Linked DNA regions of Homo sapiens: region 1 is linked to region 2. A link is an interaction called in ENCODE POLR2A ChIA-PET data of the cell type or tissue named here. Cell type or tissue: Caco-2. All regions are shown on one strand. Each heading gives the region's core, and the rest is flanking DNA. Links, peaks and the distances in the headings are about the cores only.

Region 1 (6,098 bases), core at 781-3,280, 700 kb after region 2:
GGAGTACATGTGTGTACCATCATGCCTGGTTAACTTTTTGTATTTTTGTAGAGATGGGGTTTCTCCATGTTGCCCAGGTTGGTCTCAAACTCCCAGGCTCCAGTGATCTAGCCACCCTGGCCTTCCAAAGTGCTGGGATGACTGGTAACCGTGCCCAGCCTGTTTTTTTTTGTTTATTTTTTAAGAGACCAGGCTCAGTGGCTCACACCTGTAATCCCAGCACTTTGGGAGGCCAAGGCAGGTGGATGACTTGAGGTTCAAGACCAACCAGGCCAAAATGGCGAAACCCCATCTCTACTAAAAATACAAAAACTAGCCAGGCATGGTGGCACATGCCTGTAGTTCCAGCTACTTGGGAGGCTGAGGCATGAGAATCGCCTGAACCCAGTAGGCAGAAGTTGCAGTGAGCCAAGATCATGCCACTGCACTCCAGCCTGGGTGACAGAGTAAGACTCTGTCTCAAAGAAAAAAAAAAAAAAGAGAGACAGGGTCTTGTCTTGTCACCCAGGCTACAGTGCAATGGCCTATCTACAGCTTGCTGCAAGCTGGGCTCAAAAGAGCCTTTTGCCTCAGCCTCCCAAGTAGCTAGGACTACAGGCACATGCTACCGTGCCAGGCTATTTTAAGAAATTTTGGTAGAGATGGGGTCTCACTGTGTTGCCCTAGCTGGTCTCAAACTTCTCACCGCAGATAATCCTTCCAAAATGTTGGGATTACAGGCATGAGTCACCATGCTCAGCCAAGAAACATGTTTTATATGGTAACTAAGTGTCAACTTAGTGGCTGGAGCTACTGGCTGAATCTTTTTTTTATTTGAGACAGAGTTTTGTTCTTGTTGCCCAGGCTGGAGTGCAATGGCACGATCTTAGCTCACTGCAAACTCTGCCTCCCAGGTTCAAGTGATTCTCCTGCAAACTCTGCCTCCCAGGTTCAAGTGATTCTCCTGCAAACTCTGGCTCCCAGGTTCAAGTGATTCTCCTGCCTCAGCCTCCTGAGTAGCGGGGTCTATAGGCACGTGCCACCATGCCTGGCTAGTTTTTGTATTTTTAGTAGAGACGGGGTTTCACTGTGTTGGCCAGGCTGGTATTGAACTCCTGACCTCAAGTGATCTGCCTGCCTCGGCCTCCCAAAGTGCTGGGATTACAAGCATGAGCAACCACGCCCAGCCTGGCTGAATCTTAATGATACCAAAAAAAATGAACTAAATTAGATATATTTCTAAATAGTACAATTTTGAAATAATTCAAGGCCACAATTATTCATTTTCACTTCAATTTGGAGACATGGAATGAAAGACAATCCGATGGTAAGATGTACAAATCACATTTCCACTTGTTAAATTATTTAAAAACTCATACATCAATTATATACTAAATATTATTTATCATCTTATTTAATGCTTAGTTTATGTAACTATTTTTTCAGTGTGACACATTCTATTTTCTTACGAGAGAACGTTGTACACCTACAAAGGGGGATTTCTGCTCAGAAAAAATATTTGGAATTATATTTTTCCCCCAATCATTACATCTGGAGTATATTTTATCCATTAAACAATCATTGAAAGAGCAGAAATAAGTTCTCCATGAAATAATACAAACTTCAAAGAGTAAAGGCTCTGAATCACTATAACAAATAATTACTAAATGAAGCATAGTAGTACCAACCCCGTCAAGTTATGCTTGCTCTACCAAATTTTAATCAGGGATCTCCCTCTTAAAATGCAATTAAAATTCAATATGGCTTAAAGCCAGTAGCTATAAACAACCTAACACATTAATTTGTGGATTACATTACTGAAATTACAAATCAACACTTACAGTGACAATATCTGAGAAGGCTCATTTCCTTGTTGTCTGAAATCCCATATTTTCAACTGTCCAATTGAATTTACAGTAAGAATCTCAGGAGTTCGAAGAAAGGTTACAGCATGGAGTGTACTACTATCTGCATTGTCTAAAAATTTAAAAAATGGTAGTATGTGTTAATGAGTCCCCTTTTTTTCCCAAGAAAATCTTAAATCACACTCCTTTCATGGATTGATATATTACAATTTCCAGTAACTTATAATTTAAATTTCTATAGAAAAATGCATGGTTAATGTATATGTTTAAATGGATTCTCTTTGGATGGGAAAAACATTTACTCACAGGACATCTGAACTGTTTTCTGTTTCTTTTTTTTTTTTTTGCTCGTTGCCCAGGCTGGACTGCAATGGCGCGATCTCGGCTCACCGCAATCTCCACCTCTCGGATTCAAGCTATTCTCCTGCCTCAGCCTCCCAAATAGCTGGGATTAGAAATGTGCCACCACACCCAGCTAATTTTGTATGTTTAGTAGAGACTGGGTTTCTCCATGTTGGTCAGGCTGGTCTCGAACTCCCGACCTCAGGTGATCCACCAGCCTCGGCCTCCCAAAATGCTGGGATTACAGGCTTGAGCCACCACGCCTGGCCTACTGTTTTCTTTTTCTTTTTGTTTTTTGAGATGGATCTCGCTCTGTCACCCAGGCTAGAGGGCAGTGGCGTACTCTGGGCTCACTACAACCTCCGCCTCCCAGGTTCAAGCGATTCTCTTGCCTCGGCCTCTCTAGTACCTGGGATTACAGGTACATGCCACCATGCCTGGCTAATTTTTGTATTTTTAGTAGAGACGGAGTTTCACCATGTTGGCCAGGCTGGTCTCGAACTCCTGAGCTCAGGTGATCCGCCTCACTCAGCCTCCCAAAGTGCTAGAATTACAGGCATGACCCACCAGGCCCAGCCTTGAACTGTTTTCTAAATGGAAGGCTGAGTTTTCATACATTTCTTTTTAACTCTTAAGATTGTTACCCTGCATTTCTGAGAGAGTTGTTCAAGCTCCTCTAAACCCAATCTTACTTCCCACTAGTCCCTGACCTAGAACTTCCATTCTATTGAGCCAAACTCCAGTGCTTCCTACAGAGCTCATTCTAACCTTGTATTATTCTGCAGACTCATCCCAAATCTACTCATTTTCACCCTCATCAACTCTCGCCCTCTCCATGAAGTCACTCCTTATTGTCATAATGGTCCTTTTTGTTGATTTCCTAGTGTTTAGAACTTATGCCTCATAATTTAACATATACTTTATGGACTTTAGTTTGTGCCACTCCTCTACACTGCCACCAGGCAATGGTCATTAATTAACAAATAAGTAATGTCGCCCAGTGCAGTGGGTCATGTCTGTAATCTCAGCACTTCGGGAGGCCGAGGTGGGCAGACCACTTGAGCCCAGGAGTTTGACACCAGCCTGGGCAACATGGTGAAACCTCGTTTCTACAAAAATTAGCTGGGCATGGTGGTGTGCATCTGTAGTCCCACATCCCTGGAAGGCTGAGGTGGGAGGATCGCTTGAACCTGGGAGGCAGAGGTTGCAATGAGCTGGGATCATGCCACTGCACTCCAGCCTGGGTGACAGAGCAAGACCCTGTCTCAAAAAAAAAAAAAAAAAAAAAAAAAGTAATGCAACTTAACTCAGAAATGAAAATCATAATAAACAACACAAAAGGCCAGGTACAGTGGCTCACGCCTGTAATCCCAGCACTTTGGGAGGCCGAGGCAGGCGAATGACAAAGTCAAGAAATCAAGACCATCCTGGCCAACATGTTGAAAGCCTGTCTCTACTAAAAATACAAAAATTAGGTGGGTGTGGTGGCGTGCGCCTGTAGTCCCAGCTCCTCGGGAGGCTGAGGCTGGAGAATCGCGTGAACCCAGGAGGTGGAGGTTGCAGTGAGCTGAGGTCGTGCCATTGCACTCCAGCCTGGTGACAGAGCGTGACTCCATCTAAACAAACAAACAAACAAAACACACACATACAAAATGGATTCATGGGCTCAATTCCTAGAGATTCTGATTTAAAAGGTCTAGAGTGGTCGACAGTTAAAAAATTTCCTCAGAGAAGTCTGGCTGAAGCATAGTTCAGAACCAATACACTTAGTTTTCCACCTAAAAGATGTAACTTCTGTGATTTTGCATTACAGACTCTTTGCAATCTGGCCCCAGCTTACTTCTCTCTTGCTTCATCTTTCATCTCTCCTAAATAAATATCTAAAGTCGGGTCAAACTATACTTTTTGTCATTCTCTGAATGTCTTTATCCTGCCTCTGGCCTATTCCCTTTGTCTAGCACGCCATCTTTTAGTATTACTTATGGTCTAGAACCTAGAAAAACTATTAATTACTACCTGCTTCCAGATGTTTTATCTGATAATGCCCTCTCACCAAAAAAAAAAAGGTTTCTGTTTCCTCTAGTCAGTCATTCATACTGGTCTCATCAACATACTGTCTTGACAAAGGGATCCTGCCTTGCGTTGTGTGTGCACATGTGTACATATATTTTATATTTTTTTGAGACAGAGTCTTGCTCTGTCACCCAGGCTGGAGTGCGGTGGCATGATCTCGGCTCACTGCAGCCTCTCAGTCTCTCAGGTTCAAGCGATTCTCATGCCTCAGCCTCCCAAGCAGCTGGGATTACAGGCCTGTGCCACCATGCCCAGCTAATTTTTGTATTTTTAGTAGAGATGGGGTTTTGCAATATTGGTCAGGCTGGTCTCAAACTCTTGGCCTCAAATGATCTGCTCGCCTTTGCCTCCTAAGGTGCTGGGATTATAGGCGTCAGCCACTGTACCCGGCCATATATTTTTACATCCCTCCATCACTTAACATTGTGTTTACTTTTTTTTTTTAGATGAAGTCTCTCTCTGTCACAAGGCTAGCGTGCAGTGGTGTAATCTTGGCTCACTGCAACCTCTGCCTCCCGGGTTTAAGTGATTCTCCTGCCTCAGCCTCCCGAGTAGCTGGGACTACAGATGCACACCACCTCACCCAGCTTATTTTTGTTATTTTCAGTAGAGACGGATTTTCACCACGTTGGCCAGGATGATCTTGATCGCTTGACCTTGTGATCCGCCTGCATCACCCTCCCAAAGTGCTGGGGTAACAGGCATGAGCCACCGTGCCTGGCAGTATTTACTTAGTATATGGTAAGTGCTCAATTACTCTGATGGATGAAAGGAGTACAATGATTTTTCTTTTTTTGAAACAGGGTCTCCCTCTGTCACCCAGGTGGGACTGCAGAGTGCCATCATAGCTCACCACAACCTCCACCTCTCAGGTTCAAGCGATTCTCCTGCCTCAGCCTCCTGAGTAGCTGGGATTACAGGCATGCGCCACCACGCCTGGCTAACTTTTCTTTTTTTTTTTTTAAACAGAGTTTCACTTTTGTTGCCCTGGCTGGAGTGCAATGGTGCGATCTCTGCTCACTGCAACCTCCGCCTCCCAGGTTCAAGCGATTCTCCTGCCTCAGCCTCCCAAGTAGCTGGGATTACAGGCATGTGCCACCATGCCCAGCAAATTCTGTAGTTTTAGTAGAGACGGTGTTTCTCCATGTTGGTCAGGCTGGTCTCGGACTCCCGACCTCAGGTGATCCACCTGCCTCGGCCTCCCAAAGTGCTGCAATTGCCGGGGTGAGCCACCACACCCAGCCTAACTTTTGTATTTTTAGAAGAGACTAGGTTTCGCCATGTTGGCCAGGCTGGGATTTTTCTTACCTATGGTTCTTACAGCTTCCTTGTGATCAGCTCTGAAGAGATTTATTCGACCATCCTCTCCAACTGTAACGATTTCTGGGTTGTTGCACACAACACCTGTACATGGTGCACTGCTATAGGAAGGACTGCCAGGGCCTGTGTGGTAGTGAGCTGTAGTCCACTGCTGGTTGACTGACAGAGTCTAGGCATCAGAAATGAGGATACTATTAAAGCAAAGTACTAAGGAATTAGCACTTCTTCCCAACAAGAGTATCTTTAAATTCTGACTCACACCCTTCTACAAGAATAAATCTCTCCTTTTTCCTTTAGAATAATGAAATCTAGAAACTACTGCCATCAAAGTTCTATATACACTGAATTAGATACAAAAGGAATATTGTTTAATAATGCCCCACATTTATCTCAAACTACAGTAATGACTTTTAGGGATCAAGCAGTTGGATGTTCAAAGGCAACTCTTTGTATTCTTATGGGAATTAACCTACATCTAAAATATACATATCTGGCCCACGGCTGTCGCTCATGCCTGTA
Region 2 (8,274 bases), core at 3,188-5,687:
GGTGGTTTCTGCATGGTTTTAGTTTCTCCTGTAGACTTTCCTGTGTTCTCTGCCTTTCCTGTAACACACGTGCATTACAGAGAGCCACATGTATTAGGGACCATCCCTGTCCAGACACTATGCGCTGTGATGTATATACATATTTCTTTTTCTTTTCATTTGTTTTTTGAGATGGAGTTTCACTCTTGTTGCCCAGGGTGGAGTACAGTGACACGATCTTGACTCACCGCAACCTTCGCCTCTCAGGTTCAAGAGATTCTCCTGCCTCAGCCTCCTGAGTAGCTGGGTTTACAGGCATGCACCACCACGCCCAGCTAATTTTGTGTTTTTAGGAGAGACGGGGTTTCTCCATGTTGGTCAGGCTGGTCTCAAACTCCCGACCTTAGGTGATCCACCCGCCTCAGCCTCCCAAAGTGCTGGGATTATACATGTGTATTTCTAATAGTCACAGCGGCACGGCAAGTTAGATATTAGCATTGCTATTCTACAAAGGACAAAACACAGCCAGACAGTCTAAGGACCATACTCAGGGTCTCATAGCTGGTGCAAGGCAGAGTCTGTCTGGCTCCAAACCCTGTGGGCTTCCCACCACGCTTTGTAGCTTTTTCTATTTTTGTGATCAAACAAAAAAAAGGACGACAGTGAGAAGGGCCACAACTGAGCAGCGAGGAAACTGTCGCTGTGGCCCCTTAAGGGAGGGCTTGCTTGTGCTCTGTCCTCTGTCATTTGCACGAAGTGGAGGAGTCCTCTTTTTTTTGGCAGTTAACTCTACAGGGGCTTCTTGAAGACAGGGGCCATGACCCGTCACTTCCATCAAAAGTCGTGACTGGCTCTCCTTCTCCCATCCTTCTCTCCTTTCTGACCTCCTGCCTGGCAGAGTTTTCAGAACAGCATGTAAAGCATGGTTACTCACCGAGCGTGTCTGGGACAAATACCTGGACATGCCTACCTGGGTCACTGGGTGGCCTGTTCCTCCACCACCCCCAGATCTGAAGGCTGGTTAGGCATAAAGATAAAAATTGCCACTGTTCTCTTTTTCATACAGTCCTGAGCTCTTCCAACTCAAACAACTCAAACCTTGGCGGTAACAAAGTTAAGTATTTAATAGCTTTTTAAATAAAGTACTGAAACTAGTTTGATTCCATTTGTATATCACAGTGTCACCCTAGCATTTTAATTTTCACTTGTCTCATTCTTTCTTTCTAGTATTTTGATCTGATTTTTACCTGTATTATTTGTATTTTTTCCTGCAAAATGCCTGTAGATACTAGCAGGTAAGCATTGTAAAAATAAAATTGTAGGCCGGGCGCAGTGACTCACCCCTGTAATCTCAACAGTTTGGGAGGCCGGGCGGGCGGATCACGAGGGCAGGAGTTCAAGACCAGCCTGGCCAACATGGTAAAACACCGTCTCTACTAAAAATACAAAAATGAGCCAGGCATGGTGGTGCATGCCTGTAATCCCAGCTACTCGGGAGGCTGAGGCAGGATTATCACTTGAACCCAGGAGGCGGAGGTTGCAGTGAGTCGAGACCATGCCATTGTACTCCAGCCTGGGCAACAAAAGTGAAACTCCTTCTCAATTAATTAGTTAATTAATTAAAATAAAATTGTATTTTGTATGTAGTCAGTCAGTGAAAGACCTGCGATTCAGTGCATTCTCCAGCATGTGGTCCCCCTAAGCACAGGTGCCAACAAACTGAACTCCACGGCGTGGCTTTGTAAGGGCTCAGAAACATCCAGGTAAAGACTCCCAAGGCCTCTCCTTACTGGTTTCTGTTTCCATGATCTGAATGCATTTTCTCAGCCATCTTACTAAGTTGTCATAGTAGAGACAGGCACTCTTTGCCCCAGTGAATGGATTGCGTGACATCCTCCTCCTTGCTGTGAGATACAGCCTGTGCATCCCCGTAAGACCCTGGGTGGACCTCTGTTATACAGAAACATTGCCCTTTTAAATAAAACCTAAAGAAAGTCCATGTTTCCCAGGTCGGCCTTGAAAAAGAAATTTCCTGAGGGAGAGGCAGCTGGGCCATTTATTTAACAAACACTAGTGATGGTGCACTTACTGTGGGCCAGACAGCATCATGAGGGCTTTATGGATATTGATGCATTTAATAGTCCTGATCTCTGTGCTGACTTCCTCCTTGCCTGGGACCTCTTGCTAGCCACTGCTGGCTGCCTGTGATCCACTCCAGGAGGAGTTGGAACCTGCTGGCTCACTAGTGGGCAAAGAACACCTCCTCTTGGACCTCCAGCCCAGCGAGCTATCGCTGCAACATCCTGCAGGAGAGCAGAGGGCAAAGGCATGAGATAGGAGCACAAATGCAGTGAGGCCAGTAAGTGTGACTGGCCTGTTGAGGTTCATAGCCAAGGAAGAGACCTGGAGCTGGGATGTTCTACCTTTTGTCCCCTTGTCCATGCCCCTTGCTCTTCTGGAGGGAACCCCTCTCCTCCAGGGTAGCCCCTGCACACCAGGCCTTCAGTTTAGTCATGGAGATCCTTTCCACAGTGACACAGAGTGTTGGTGACAATCTCTGGTCATGGTGAAATGCGCCGCTGTTCAGATGCCTCTTCATCGCTTGTTCTCTCCCACAACTGGAGACCATGACCAGAACAAAGAGAGTTTCTCTTCTGCATCCTGCTACTCCATCTTCCTGGACAGATTCCCCCGCTACATGCCTGCCTCCAGGCCTCCATTCCCACACCCTAGACCACCCTCTCCATGCTGACCACCCTTGGCACCAGAACCGTCCTCTCCTAAAACTCGACTGTCCTGTGGCCCACTCCCCGAGGACCCTAATAGATCATTCTAGAACAAAGATCTAGAATGATCTAGAATACAATATATTGACAGCTGACAATAACACAATTTGTCCTTCCCAGGGGAATTTCTAATAATGAGAATAGTGATCACAGAAATACTAGAACAGTACTTTCCACGTAGTGGGTGTACAGTAAAAATGTATTGAATTAATACTGAATGCATGTACTGTGATAAACATTTTATGTGGGCTACCTAATGTAATTATCAGAATAATCCAGTGACTTAGGCACTTTTATTATTCCCATTTTACAGATGAGGAAACTGAAGTTTGTATATGACGTCACTATTTTATGGGGAGGCTCCTTAGAAAAAAAAATCATTTTAGGCACTTTTTACTATACATGTACTGATAATTATTTTAAAGAGCTTTTTTTGTAGGAAGTATGTTCTTTTATTCATCTAAATTTGGTGCACTAAAAATACAGGTGATGTGATGTGAACTGTTGGCCATTTAAGCAGGTTCATTATCTCACATCTTTGGCCCTTCCTGCCATTCCTCTCATTAGCAGTGTGGGCAGAGGGTTAAATCTTGGCTGCCGTGGGATATGGTGAGAAACCCTATTTGTGGGTAGCTTGCCCTGGTCCACACTGCACCAGGACCTGGACCCAGGCATAGCACTGCGCCACCCTGCCACCCGTGGTCCAGCAGGGCCCTGAGGCAGGTCACTCCACTTCAAAGGAAGGAGTCATTCATGGTGGATGTCCAGGCGTGGCCTGTGCTACTAAGAGTGAGGGCTTTTTGCAAAAGAGCAGATTTTCAGTAGTACTTTTCCTCCTCCCCACAAACTATGCCGTTCCTACAACACTAAGTGTGGCCCACAGCAGAAGTTCTTAACCTGAAGTCCACCACATGGTTTTCAGGGAATTTTTATTTGATTTGATATATATTTTTTCCTAAATGTGAGATGGGGTCTCATTGTGTTGCCCAGGCTTGTCTCAAACTCCTGGACTCACGTGCTCCTCTTTCCTTGGTCTCCCAAAGTGCTAGGATTATAGACATGAGCCACCACACCTGGCCTTTCAGGGAATCTTTCAGCTGCTCCATCACCATCCTTTTCTTTCTTTCTTTCTTTCTTTCTTTCTTTCTTTCTTTCTTTCTTTCTTTCTTTCTTTCTTTCTTTTTCTTTCTTTCTTTCTTTCTTTCCTTCTTTCCTTCTTTCCTTCTTTCTTTCTTTCTTTCTTTTTCTTTCTCTTGTTTCTTTTCATTCTTTCTTTCTTTTTTCTGGAGACAGGGTCTCACTCTGTTACCCAGGCTAGAGTGTGGTGGCATGATCTCGGCTCACTGCAGCCTCAACCTCTTGGGACCAAATTCTGTCCTCCTGCCTCAGCCTCCCAAGTAGCTAGGACCACAGGTTTGTGCCGCCATACCCACTTATTTTGTTTATTTTTTATAGAGGTGAGGTCTCACTGTGCTGCCCAGGCTGATCTCAAACTCTTGGGTTCAAGCATTCCACCCACCTTGACCTCCCAAAGTGTTAGCATAACAGGTGTGAACCACGACACCTGGCTGCCATCCAGTTTATCAGAAAAAAATTTCATATTCCTGCTTTTTTTCTGGGAAGCAAAGAATTTTCAGATTTTCACAGGCATCCGCATCCCCTAGAACAGTGAGCATTCCAGTCTGTGTGGAAGGCCAGTGCTGTGGCCTCCTTTTCTGAGGGCTGGCCCTACCACGGGAGAGGAAGCACTCTGGTGGGAGCCTTGATGTGGACAGGCGTCATCTGACGGAGAGCCACCAGGAGGAGCCACTGGCTGCTGTCAGTCGGGAGAACTGGCCCGAGGCCCTGAGGCCGGCCATCTTGTTCAGAGCCAGGATGTGGCGCTGGCACTCCAAATGGTGACCAAGCCTTTTGTTTATGCGGGTTGACTTCTGGCTCTGCCATGCTTCTATATTTCCACATTATAACATAGGATATTGTTTGCCTAAGTATAATAGGGCATGTGCGTTGGTTCCTGGCATCAGCCATGGAAGATTAGCTTACTTTCACCAACTCAGAATCAGTCCCAGTGGCCATCACAAAAGACCACACAACTCCCAGAGTGTCTATAAGTAGATACAAAACCACATGTGTTATTAGTCTTGATCTTAGACCATATTATTATTAGCTTTGCTTTGGTTGAAAGTGGGCCCCATCATATTGTTAAAATAGAGTTTCACAGCCTTTAAGTGACTAGGGTACATCACTTTTAAGATGTTTTTCCAAAAGAAAATGTTAAATCCCAAATACATTTTTGGCTGAATAGTTGGTTTTAATGGTTCAGAGTCAAAAACTGTAACTTAATTCCTAGTAAAACTTGAATCAATTTCATGAGGGTTTTGCTAAACATTTCCCTCTGTTCAGCCTGAGACTTCTACCAGTTCTTAAATCTCAAGCAATATTAGCATATTCTTTTAAAATGTCAATGTTTTTTCATTTCAAAAAAAAACTCTTGTCAGTGTCTGACTTCTGTTGACATACAGTAGCTTATTTGTGGCCTCCATTATGGTATTGTGGTTAAAGTCTCCCATTTCCCCTCACTCTCTTTTTCCCTAGTATCAGTGAGGAAACACAATGTCAAATGACAGTCTGAACAACTGGATCTGTACTGCTGGCTTCAACCTCAAATGTAGTTCGCTGCCTTTCTACATTTTGCTTTTGAGGGGGATGACGGTCGGTGGGAATGTTATTCAGATATCAGCATCCGTAGGCTGAACTTAATATGAAGTGTGAGTGGTGCCCGCTCTGCCTCATTCGGCCATGGGGTTTATTGGGGAAATGGCGTCTGCTGCATGCCTGTGGCTCCAGCTTAATACCACCAGAGACAAGAATGCTGGGCGCAGCTGAAAGGCAGTAACCCATCTGGAGAGCTCCTAAAAAGGATCCAAGTTTGCTTAATAATGTGCTCAGTAGTCTAATGTTTTGGGCACAAATAGCAAAAAGCTCTTCCAATAACACGTGCTTTGGATATCAGATTAATCTGGGGCAGGAAACACTTGCAAAGTGGAATCCACCCAAGAGAAAAAGGCCAATATGCCAGCATCAAAGGCTTAGTGTTTTGTTTTGCTTTACAAAGTGAGCACATAGTGAGCACACATTGCTGAAACAATCAATGTCTCAACTGTATGCCAAATTCTGTAAGTTGATAAGTACCATTTTTTTTATTAGGGGTGTAACTAATAGAGCACTGCTTTTATAATCTAGTCCTACTTTCAGATTCAGAGAGATTTAGGCATTCTGAAGTTAAGTCCCAGGGCAGGGTCTTTACTCAAAGTGTGGATGTGTGGACAGGCTTTCTGGCTATAAGCAGTAGCATTAGCTATTTGGGGCTCAGAAACCCGTGCATTTGAAATTTGTCATTTTTTGTGAAACTGGGTTTTTATTTTGAGAGTTGCTCCTGTGTTCCTTATTTTTCCATGAGTTCACCTTCATGGTATACTAAACTTCATTTTTACTTAAGATGCAATGCTACATAGAAATAAGGAAAAGGGATTTATTTGGTCCACAAACTCAATTTATTGTATTAGGTTGGTGCAAAAGTAATTGTGGTTTTTGTCATGAAAAGTAAGGGCAAACATATTTTTGAGCCCAGATGATGTGCCCAACCCTGCTAGTCACACAAAGAACAGAGAGGACATGGATGGCGCTCACCAGGAAGTGTGTGTGGGTACCCTGCGGATCTCTAGGCACAGGCTTAGTAACAATTCTCTTGTCCACCACAGGGAGGTGACTGGAAGGTGCCAGGAAGCCCCAAATGATTCTAGTTCACTATTGCCCTCTCATATACAGAACATCTCTCTCCTGCAGTTGAAAGACTGAGCTTAAAGCCAGCAAAAATCTCTGAGAAGGAGAGGTGGGGTTTTAAGAGCAAGGCAACCCCCTTCTAGTTCTCCATTTTCTTTAATCATCTATGTAGGATTTTGTGTTTTATTTATTTAAAGGGATGCAGATTACTCCACAGTGCCACAATTTTGCCAGTCACCCAAGTCTGGAAGCTTGAAGTCCTTTCAATTATACCTTAAAAAAAGCCATCTCCCAGAATATCTGCTTAGAAATGTTCTAGATATTTTCCCAGCTCACCATAGAGCTGGGAAACCATCACAGAAGCCAGATTGCTGAATGCCAGGCATGTGACTGTCAACAACTATTGTTTTCTGGAGGCCACAGTCAAGAAGTATTCAATAGAAAATTGGAAAGAGATTTTCCCTTCAAATCCATACACAGCTTTAATGCACTTAGAACATACCTGTGCCTGGAGTATATCGTGCATCCCTGTTTATGGAGCCTAGAGTCTTATTTGGTGAACAAAATGTAAGCAAGAATGGCTTCAGTCCTATCCTGGAAGTTTAACAAAAGCAAGCTCAGAGGCTTCTTTCTGTTGGGAATATGCAGGTCACACACAATTAGTGTTATAAGTTGGTCCCAAAACCAGTCTACTGGCCAGGGGTAGGGCCACCACTGCCTGTTAGCAGGCCAAGGAGTTGGCTGATCTTTGGGTTCCTGTTTCACTTCAGCTTGTTCTGGATCATCTGCTAGGAAGCTAAAAGCTGCTCTTTAACAAGAAGGCATCTTCTATCTGTGAAGTTTTCTTCTCCTTTCCTGAGATGTGAAAATGGTATAGTACATAGGTCAATCATGGTCTTTGCAGTCAGTAGACATGGGTTTGAATCCCAGCTCTAATTCTTACCAGCTGTTTAACTGTCGGCAATCTCCTTAACCTCTCTGAATGTCTGTTTCTTCATCCGAAAGCAGAGAATGGTGACCTCACAAAGCTGTTTTGAGGATTAATGGAGATAATGTGCCCGTGCACCGATGTACAGTTTCCAAGGCACTTTTCTAATCATCTCATTTGATTCTTCCGTTTCCGTCTGCAATAGGGCAGGGTTTTCAAGTGCTCAACTTAGTCAAGTTTTTGAGTTTGAAAGGAGAGACCAACACAATTGTTCCAAAGTCTCTCATGATGCAGATTCCAGCATTCCCTGGTGTGATCCCTTGTGAAGTGTGGCATGAGGACTCTACTGGCTTCAGCTTTTCTGGTGGCAGTAGAATTGCCCATCTAGTGCCTACTGATCTGAGTGGACTTGACTTCTTGGCCGTGTCTCTGTTTGGAGTTAAAGAGGAACGATTTTCCTTGTGCATTATTTTGAAAATCACCTTTGAAGTCACTAGTTAGAGTTGTTTTCAAATGCAAATGTCGAGGTCACATGAAGTTGAGTGACCACATCCTGTGGCACATTCCCACTTGCTCTTCTAGTTTATTTTTAATACAGACCAAGAGTAAAAATATATACACACCCCATTTCAGATGCAAATTGAAGCCAGACTTTGTTTCTACATATCTGTGAAATGGAGTAAGCTAACTAATGGGAAAAAAGATTATGCCTAATACTTAGACATAGTTTGCTAGTAGTTGCTAATGTCAAAATAACATTGAGTTTTTAGGAAAAATTAAGGAATGTGTACAGAATGA

What was found. Peaks named below come from ENCODE experiments on the same cell type or tissue, not always from the same donor. Only the 100,000 strongest peaks of a DNase experiment are listed, where the experiment ranks them.
Region 1: POLR2A ChIA-PET joins it to region 2 with 5 read pairs; 3 of 35 experiments call an interaction of 5 or more read pairs at or near these places.

What each region holds. Positions count from the first base shown.
Region 1 is chr6:149,736,823-149,742,920 of GRCh38, forward strand. It overlaps NUP43 (nucleoporin 43), which reads right to left. Exons shown (of 8, transcript NM_198887.3): 4 at 5,568-5,748; 5 at 1,821-1,956. Among named protein-coding and RNA genes, the nearest start is that of NUP43, 6.7 kb to the right of the region's middle. In Caco-2, for the core only: no CTCF peak of the experiment used is centred there; no DNase peak of the experiment used is centred there.
Region 2 is chr6:149,039,076-149,047,349 of GRCh38, forward strand. All of the region lies in intron 7 of UST (uronyl 2-sulfotransferase), which reads left to right. Among named protein-coding and RNA genes, the nearest start is that of UST-AS2, 11 kb to the left of the region's middle. RefSeq lists an enhancer at 4,595-4,674. In Caco-2, for the core only: no CTCF peak of the experiment used is centred there; a DNase peak (open chromatin) is centred at 4,566.